Regions from separate parts of the Homo sapiens genome. Here region 2 is linked to region 1. A link is an interaction called in ENCODE POLR2A ChIA-PET data of the cell type or tissue named here. Cell type or tissue: A673. All regions are shown on one strand.

The links. ChIA-PET counts read pairs that join two places held together with the same protein. Peaks named below come from ENCODE experiments on the same cell type or tissue, not always from the same donor. Only the 100,000 strongest peaks of a DNase experiment are listed, where the experiment ranks them.
Region 2: POLR2A ChIA-PET joins it to region 1 with 6 read pairs; 2 of 35 experiments call an interaction of 5 or more read pairs at or near these places.

Annotation. Positions count from the first base shown.
Region 1 is chr14:71,471,457-71,476,456 of GRCh38, forward strand. The region is part of intron 2 of SIPA1L1 (signal induced proliferation associated 1 like 1); the gene reads left to right. Among named protein-coding and RNA genes, the nearest start is that of SNORD56B, 76 kb to the left of the region's middle. In A673, no CTCF peak of the experiment used is centred here; a DNase peak (open chromatin) is centred at 3,045; H3K4me3 peaks cover 660 bases.
Region 2 is chr14:71,364,995-71,369,994 of GRCh38, forward strand. The region is part of intron 2 of SIPA1L1 (signal induced proliferation associated 1 like 1); the gene reads left to right. Among named protein-coding and RNA genes, the nearest start is that of SNORD56B, 31 kb to the right of the region's middle. In A673, no CTCF peak of the experiment used is centred here; no DNase peak of the experiment used is centred here.

The sequences.
Region 1 (5,000 bases):
AGACTCTGTCTTGGGGGAAAAAAGTGTGAGTTAAGGACTTGCTGTGTGTCAGGGACTGCCTTGGGGGCTGGAGGCACATCCTCGAACAAGACAGGGTCCTTTCCCTCTAGATGCTTACATTTTAAGGACAGAAGACAGGGAAACAAACAGAGAGAGGTGACAGGAATTACTGTTAGATTGGATATGGAGTTACAAATGGGAAAGCCAAGGACAACTTACTCATTTGGCCTGAGTGGCTGTGTGGATGGTAGTAGTGGTTATTGGTCTGGTGGACAGAACAGGTTGGGAGTTGGATGATCCACATTCTGTTAAGTTTGACGTGCTTGGGAGAGATGTTATCTAGAGTTTTACATTTCAAAGTCTTCAGTCTCTGGATGGCATTTAAATCTTTGGGACTGGGTGAGGTCAGCTAATTATTGAATTTAGATAGAAAAGATAGGAGTGCTAGAGACCAGGCCTACCTGACTCCAAGCCCTGGGGCCCAACATTTGGAGGTTGGGTAGAGGAGGAAGGTAGAAGCAGTTCAGGGCCTCTTGTGTTTGTATCGTACCTTCATACACGTAAGGGTTAATAAATATCTTTTAAAATAATGCTAAGTGCCAGGTGCTGAGAGATGAGAGCACTCTTCAGGGACCACCTCCTCCTGCGAAGTGCATGGATGCCCACCACCCTCACTGCTTTGGGTCAGGCAGCCTCCGTCTAGACTCTCATGTCCTTCTGTGTCAGCTGGTTGACTTGAATATTGATCAAGAGTCAGTTTTGTTTGTAGCAAACCCTGTTTTGGTCAGTAGGACTTGTTGTAATTGCGTAATTAAAATGTTATGTTATCTGATTAAATCAGTATTATTTTTCTACAAAAATATGTTAAATACTTTGGAAAGCTTCCAAAGGCAAGCCTCAAAAAAAAAAAAAATCCAAAAAACCACAAACTCAAAGCTGCTGTTATAATATGTTACGTGTGGTCATGATGACTATAAAAGATTGGGGGGAAATAATTAAACTACTCTAAGCATTCTCAGATTGCTTCTTGAGAGCTTTGAGTTTGTGCTATACTCTAATAAAAAGGGAAATTGAAAGTTGTCATGATGCTTTTTTGGGTGGTTTGTATAAGAATGACTAGACTAACAGTCATTCAGGAGACTGATTATTCTTACAAAAGGCCTTGTCCTTACATTACAAAGTTGGTTAATGAATGTATAACATGTTCAGTTTAAATAAAATGTCTGAGATATATAGTGTTTCTCAGTTTCCAAACCAAGTTTCCTATTATCTTGGTTAAGTGAGTTTTTACTATGTGAACTTTGTAAAAAATAATCATCTAGTATGTGCCAAGAGCCCTAAAAATGGTTATCTTGCTAATATTACTTCTGGGACTTTATTCTATGAAAACTTAAAAAAAAAAAAAAAAAAGCAGGGTCTTACTTGGTCACCCAGGCTGGAGTGCAGTAGTGTGATCATAGCTCACGGAAGCCTCACACTCCTGGGCTCAAATGATCGTCCCACCTTAGCTTTCTGAGTAGCTGGGACTATAGGCGTTAGCCACAGCACCTGGCTTAATTTTCCACTTAAAATGGGTGTTATTTCTCTAATTACATGATAATTATATTATAATAATGGATAACATGAAACTTTAAAGAGAGGCTTTTTAAATTTGGTTGCTGTTGAGTGTTGGTGCTTCATAGAATGACTAAGAGAGACCATGAATGAAAACAGTACACATTACTTTCAGCTTTCATATGTAAGTGTAATAAGATATAAACAAGATTACCTTTATTTAATTAAAGGTACATATAAAAATAAAATTGCTTTTATCTGTACAATAATTATAACATAATATATAACTGTAAGTCTAGAAATAAAATTACTTTTAATCTTCATAATCATTATTCATCATTTATAATAGTTATTACTCTTTATAATAACCAAGACAGTGGAACAAAGTGGAATTTTCCTGAGTTTAGAAATAGTTTCAGAAAGGTTTGTTCCCCCATCCCTTTTTACACAGCTAGTACTGGCAGAATTTGAGCCCAGATTTTCTGATTCAAATTTATTGGTCTTTTCATTTCTAGCACTGTTCTTTGGTTTTTTCTTCTGTAAAGTTAGGTGCGAAAAGGAGGAGTAGTGGGGATCTGCCTTAAAAATCCTATATGTGGAACTACTCATGGATAGAAAATAAAAGGTTAAACTGGATGAGATGTAAGTCTGTCTTCGAAACAGGAAGATCATTCTGGGCTTTCTCTTTTATATAATGGTACTTTAAAAATGCTGAGGAAGGATTTGGGTGATGTGGTCAAAGTGATGGGAGAAAAATAACTTGAGAACAGAAATGTTCTCAGAAGGAGTCTAGAACTATGTTTTCCAAATAAGTGCATTTGCTGAAGGACAGGAAGAAAATATTAGAGCTGTCATTAAGCTGTTCTAAGAAATAAGCTAAAATGTACTAATATTTAATATTTGATTGAAACTGGGAACCTTGCTCATGTCATCTGTCAGATGACAAGTGTCCTATTTTGAATGCAGCTATCCTGGGATTATGTGGAACTTCCATAGTGCAAAGGGTCCTGCATTCCCTTGTTTGCTTTCAGCCTGTTGTGACATGCTACATTTACTCATCAGACTTACAGATTATGTTAACCAGTTTTAATTAAAGCAACAGCTGCAAAATTGACACTTGGCTTATAAAGATTCCTACAGAGAATTATGGGTTGAAGGTAACGTAGATAATGCAAATAAAAATGAGCCGTAAATAGTTGGCAGAGCTGAGACTTCTCCCAGTACAAGCTATGATCAACTATGAAGTTAGCTGGAAAGTGAATTTTGTCTAAGAAAATTTAGTTATTTTACATGGAATTGTCAGGCACTTACAAAAATCCTCCAAACTGACGGTGATTCTGCTGTTGGCCAACTGGGAGTGTGCTGAGTGCTTCAGTGGACCAGTGGATAATGCCCACTGGGAGATACAGTCCTTTGCAAGTAATTGACTTTCTTTTCTAATTCATTCTATTCTGCAGCTGTTTGAGTATCTCTTAGGTCCAGGCACCATGCCAGGGTGATAAAGAAGACAAAGCCTATAAGGAGATCACAATATAAAAAGGTCTCAATCTTGTGCCAAAATTATAGAATGGGAATTATTTAGTTGTGAGGGATTTGTGGAGTAATCTCAGTTCAGCCCTGTCATTGTTCAGGTGAGGACATCTCTGCTGTGCACCACACTGCTCATCAGTCCCTCCTATCAGTACGTAGGACCCATCAGAATCCCTCCCCTGATTGGTATCTTCGGGCTTCACATAATAGCTTCCAGTTTTTCCTCTCTTCATTTGGCTATTTATAGTTGATTCTTAATTCTGATTTTCTAACTTGCATTTTTGCCAGTAGGCATTGCTAATATATTCCAGCCTGAAAAAAAACCCTTAAATTTCAGGCTGTAAATCGTGTAAAATGAATGAGTTTTCTTAAGAACATTTTGTGTGTGTAGGTGTGTGTGCATGTGTGAAATTCTGACTGTCAATTTTCTTTTGAATGTAGAATGTCTTTGCTGGCCACTCAGACTAATAGAAATAATAGCATCTTAGGCAACAGAAGGGAAAGCACTGCTGTGAAGGTGTCACTTGACATCCCTGTTTATTGTTGACATGTAATAAAAAACAGTGTTCCTTGTGCATGTGAGCCAAGGTTTGGTCATGTGTAACCAGGTGATTATTTTTAAGTACATGTCTGACAGAACACCAAGAAGTACCAGTCTTTAAAGAATGCTATAGCATATACTTCAGGCTTGAAATATTGTAATAAAAGCAGGTTTGTTAAAAGCTTATCTGTTCCTGCATACTGTTCTCCAGCAAGCTAAACACATCAAGAAGCAGTCTCTCCCATTTAGAAATAACCAGACTTTCCTTATGTTTGTAACTGATTTTTTTTTATTAATTGGTGAGAACAATGTTGTTGGAAAGTTTAGTGTATCTTTCCCCCTCCTCCTCTTTGTGATGATGGTGGTGGGGGATTAGGTAATACCTTCAAACAGTAGGATTTTTCCTTGTATTTGAAAACCAATACAAGTCACTGTCATAATTTTTGGCAAATTATGTCAGGAGTAGAGGAAAGGGAATTCTTCACCTATCTTGATGTTTCAATATTGGGAACATTTGAAAAATAGAGAAAATTAGAAAGAAAAAAATTATCCGTAGCTTCTCCATTAAAACAAAAATTCTGCTTTCAAAATGTCTTCCAATGTAACACATTTGTGGTTATTTTATGAATTGAATGGCCAGAGCTATGTACATAGGACACAGCTGAAAAAGGGAAGGCGCAGTCAGTGAAAGTGGAATGAGGGCAACATCCAAATTGCCCTTTTAATGGTTATTATTGTGTTTCCTTGAAAAAGGCTAAAATGCCTCCAGTGGAAGACTAATAGTATTTGGACAGAAAGAGTGCAGTGTTAAGAAATTATTTTATCATAGCATTTTGAACCAAGGCTGGATCATTTTTGTTTAACAGTGTAATTGAGAGCTGTTCCTCACTTTCATTTACTCCATTGAGGAAAGCATCATTTCTAGCAGGAGGTTTACAGTGAGGTAGGTCATATTTGGGCACGTTGTAGAGGCACCGCAGTTGTGGTGGTCTTGATGACACAGTGCAGATGCTCCTGCTGAAACTGGTTTCTGTGACCTTTTCCTTTTGTATACACACTCTTCAAGTTTTAAAACAAACTGTATGTGTATTGGGTGCTTCCTGTTGAGGAAATGAAGGAGGTATGTATAACCCGGTGGGGTAGAGATGGGCCTGGATTGTAGTGGACAAATTTTGGATGACTCCGAGTTCATGCATCTGTTTCCCGGATGTTTCACCTGCTTTGTAACATCAGTGTCTCAAAAGCCAGAAGCCAAATGGCAAGAACTGTTGGGCTCTGTTGAACATTAGCGTTCTTGCTGTTAAACAGTCATATTTTTGTGGCTGAACAGTTAACTTTGGAAAGAAATGGTTTTGTGGTATCTCTAAAAATATTT
Region 2 (5,000 bases), 110 kb before region 1:
CCTTAGCTTCCCAAAGTGCTGGGATTACAGGCATGAGCCACCATGCTAGGCCAATTTTTTTTTTTCTTGTTGCCCAGGCTGGAGTGTAGTAGTGCGATCACGGCTCACTGCAGCCTTGACCTTTTGGGCTCAAGCCATCCTCCCATCTCAGCCTGCTGAGTAGCTGGGACCACATCACATGCCTGGCTAATTTATTTTTTTGTAGAAACAGGGTCTCACATGTTGCACAGGCTAGTCTTGAACTCCTGGGCTCAAGCAATCCTCCTGCCTCAGCCTCCCAAAGTGCCCCAGCTCATCCCATTACAGGCATGAGCCACCCTGCTGGGCCTAGAACATCTTGAATTACTTGCCTACCTATGCTGTGCCCCACTGTCGATAATGCCAAAATCTAGCTCAAGAGTCTCCTCTGCACGGCCTTTTCAAAGCCCTCTTTCCACTATTGCCCGTAGGCACTTTGAGACCCTGAGGTTATTAGTCATGACTGCCTTTGTGTCGTCTGTGTGCCTTTTCTCACTGCTCAGTAGTTGTTTGATGACATGGTAGTTTCTCAGCTTCTCTCTATCCCAGTGGAGCATACAAGTTTAGTACATGTTTAAATTAATAAATAATAATTCCTTTGCATTTCTAAGGCATTTTGTTGTTTATATATTATTGCATTCTTCCTTCAACTATGTGAAGTATGTAGCACACATGGTTTTTAACATTTTTTATTTTTATCAGGCAAGGCTATTAAGTATTTTTTTTTTTTTTTAGCAGGGTCTGGCTCTGTCACCCAGGCTGTCGTGCAGTGCTGAGATCTTGGCTCACTGCAACCTCTACCTCCCTGGCTCAAGCCATCCTCCTACCTCAGCCTCCTGAGTAGCTGGGACTACAGTTGTCTGCCAACATGCCTGGTTAATTTTTTTTTTTTTTTAAGAGATGGGGTTTTGCCATCTTGCCCAGGCTGGTCTTGAACTCTTGGGCTCAAGCCGTCCTCCTGCCTCTGCCTTCCAAAGTGCTGGGATTACAGGCATGAGCCACTGTGCCTGGCCAAGGCTACTAAGTCTTAAAGCTGTGGTTCTTGAATAACCTGGGGAGCTTTTAATAGAAGTCCTGATAGCCCAGACCAATTAAGTCTTAATCTCTAGAGGTCAGGCCTGGGTAGTTAGTATTTTTTAAAAGCATCACTGTTGAATCTGTTGTGCAGCTACAGATAATTACTGTTGTGGAGTTTGACTTATCATGAAGTCTTAGTGGTGGTGTAGTCAAGACTAGAATCCAGGTCTTTTGACTCCTATTCTACTGCCTTTTCCTCTGCACTTTGAACTTTCACAGGAACCAGAAGCACTGCAGAGAGAGAGAATGCCTTGGTATAGATGCCAGTGTTTTCAGTTTTTGGAGGTGCTGTAGTATAAACATTGAATTTAGAGTTGGGACCATGTTTCTGTTTTGGCTCTGCATTTATTATTTTATTTTATTTTTGAGATGGAGCTCGCTCTGACGCCCAGGCTGGAGTGCAGTGGCGTGATCTCTCACTGCAAACTCCGTCTCCTGGGTTCACACCATTCTCCTGCCTCAGCCTCTCGAGTAGCTGGGACTACAGGCGCCCGCCACCATGCCTGGCTAATTTTGTTTTTGTATTTTTAGCAGAGATGGGTTTCACTGTGTTAGCCAAGATGGTATCCATCTCCTGATCTCGTGATCCACCCGCCTCGGCCTCCCAAAGTGCTGGGATTACAGGCGTGTGGCTCTGCATTTATTAACTGTGGATTAATAACTACTTGAGTCTGTTCTCTCTTTAAAAGTAAGGACACTACTGTAATTTCTAAAGCTTATTGTGGGGATCAAGTTAAGTAATATGTTAAAGGATTTTTGTAAAGTATAAAGTGCTTTTTAAAACTTATTTTTACTCAGTTTTAACCTAGTGCGTTTATTAGCTTGCTTTTCTTGGGATCTATAAGTTACACAAGAAATATATAAATATGGTCTCACAGAAATCGTCAAATAACACAAAATTATGCAGAATAATGCCCAGAGGTCACTGTTAGTTGCATACTTTTAATCCTTTGGTATGCATGTAAGTGCATAAATATGTATGTATGTGACATACATTTTTTTGGTTGTCTTAACATAAATAGTAATACTTTGTGTGTTTGTGCCTTTTTATTTTAAACTTAACAGCATGTCTTCGATCATTCCATGTAAGGATATATAAACTTCTCTCATTCTTTTAATAGCTGTATACATTTTTTCATATATTCCCATTGGATGGACGTTTAGCCTGTTTCTAATTTTTCACTTTTATAAAAAAGCTAATGAACATTCATTGCTTTTTTTTTTTTTTTTTTCCCGATATGGAGTCTCGCTGTGTCTCCCAGGCTGGAGTGCAGTGGCGCGATCTCTGCTCACTGTAAACTCCGCCTCCCGGGTTTCTGCCATTCTCCTGCCTCAGCCTCTCTAGTAGCTGGGACTACAGGCGCCCGCCACCGCGCCCGGCTAATTTTTTTGTATTTTTTACTGGAGACGGGGTTTCACCGTGTTAGCCAGGATGGTCTCGATCTCCTGACCTCGTGATCTGCCCGCCTCGGCCTCCCAAAGTGCTGGGATTACAGGTGTGAGCCACCGTGCCCGGCCTTTTTTTTTTTTTTTTTGGAGACAGGTTTGCTCTTGTTTCTCAGGCTGGAGTGCAATGGCGCCATCTTGGCTCACTGCAACCTCTGCCTCCGGGGTTCAAGCGATTCTCCTGCCTCAGCCTCCTGAGTAGCTGGGATTACAGGCGCCCACTACCACGTCTGACTAGTTTTTGGGTTTTTAGTAGAGACGGGGTTTCACCATGTTGGCCAGGCTGGTCTCGAACTCCTCACCTCAGGTAACTCCCCTGCATCGGCCTCCCAAAGTGCTGGGACTACAGGCATGAGCCAGCGTGCCGGCCTTCCTTTTTTTTTTTTTTTTTTTAATTAAAACATTAGTTAATTCTTATTAAAAGATTTATTTCCGGGGCATTGGGGGTTAAGTAGTAAATGTCTTCAGTGTGAAATCTTAAACCTTTTTTACTCAAGTCAGAATAGAACTTAGACTTTTTCGTTGTTGTTAGAAAATATACTAGACCTTTTCTGGGGCAGCTTTTATGTTTTTTGTACATTTTGTTTGTTTTATTTTTGTGGTATTCTTTTTTTTTTTTTCTTTCTTTTTTTTTTTTATTATACTTTAAGTTTTAGGGTACATGTGCACATTGTGCAGGTTAGTTACATATGTATACATGTGCCATGCTGGTGCACTGCACCCACTAACTCGTCATCTAGCCTTAGGTATATCTCCCAATGCTATCCCTCCCCGCTCCCCCCACCCCACCACAGTCCCCAGAGTGTGATATTCCCCTTCATGTGTCCATGTGATCTCATTGTTCAATTCCCACCTATGAGTGAGAATATGCGGTGTTTGGTTTTTTGTTCTTGCGATAGTTTACTGAGAATGATGATTTCCAATTTCATCCATGTCCCTACAAAGGACATGAACTCATCATTTTTTATGGCTGCATAGTATTCCATGGTGTATATGTGCCACATTTTCTTAATCCAGTCTATCATTGTTGGACATTTGGGTTGGTTCCAAGTCTTTGCTATTGTGAATAATGCGGCAATAAACATACGTGTGCATGTGTCTTTATAGCAGCATGATTTATAGTCATTTGGGTATATACCCAGTAATGGGATGGCTGGGTCAAATGGTATTTCTAGTTCTAGATCCCTGAGGAATCGCCACACTGACTTCCACAATGGTTGAACCAGTTTACAGTCCCACCAACAGTGTAAAAGTGTTCCTATTTCTCCACATCCTCTCCAGCACCTGTTGTTTCCTGACTTTTTAATGATTGCCATTCTAACTGGTGTGAGATGATATCTCATAGTGGTTTTGATTTGCATTTCTCTGATGGCCAGTGATGATGAGCATTTTTTCATGTGTTTTTTGGCTGCATAAATGTCTTCTTTTGAGAAGTGTCTGTTCATGTCCTTCGCCCACTTTTTGATGGGGTTGTTTGTTTTTTTCTTGTAAATTTGTTTGAGTTCATTGTAGATTCTGGATATTAGCCCTTTGTCAGATGAGTAGGTTGCGAAAATTTTCTCCCATTTTGTAGGTTGCCTGTTCACTCTGATGGTAGTTTCTTTTGCTGTGCAGAAGCTCTTTAGTTTAATTAGATCCCATTTGTCAATTTTGCCTTTTGTTGCCATTGCTTTTGGTGTTTTGGACATGAAGTCCTTGCCCATGCCTATGTCCTGAATGGTAATGCCTAGGTTTTCTTCTAGGGTTTTTATGGTTTTAGGTCTAACGTTTAAATCTTTAATCCATCTTGAATTGATTTTTGTATAAGGTGTAAGGAAGGGATCCAGTTTCAGCTTTCTACATATGGCTAGCCAGTTTTCCCAGCACCATTTATTAAATAGGGAATCCTTTCCCCATTGCTTGTTTTTCTCAGGTTTGTCAAAGATCAGATAGTTGTAGGTATGCGGCATTATTTCTGAGGGCTCTGTTCTGTTCCATTGATCTATATCTCTGTTTTGGTACCAGTACCATGCTGTTTTGGTTACTGTAGCCTTGTAGTATAGTTTGAAGTCAGGTAGTGTGATGCCTCCAGCTTTGTTCTTTTGGCTTAGGGTTGACTTGGCGATGCGGGCTCTTTTTTGGTTCCATATGAACTTTAAAGTAGTTTTTTCCAATTCTGTGAAGAAAGTCATTGGTAGCTTGATGGGGATGGCATTGAATCTGTAAATTACCTTGGGCAGTATGGCCATTTTCACGATATTGATTCTTCCTATCCATGAGCATGGAATGTTCTTCCATTTGTTTGTGTCCTTTTTTATTTCATTGAGCAGTGGTTTGTAGTTCTCCTTGAAGAGGTCCTTCACATCCCTTGTAAGTTGGATTCCTAGGTATTTTATTCTCTTTGAAGCAATTGTGAATGGGAGTTCACTCATGATTTGGCTCTCTGTTTGTCTGTTGTTGGTGTATAAGAATGCTTGTGA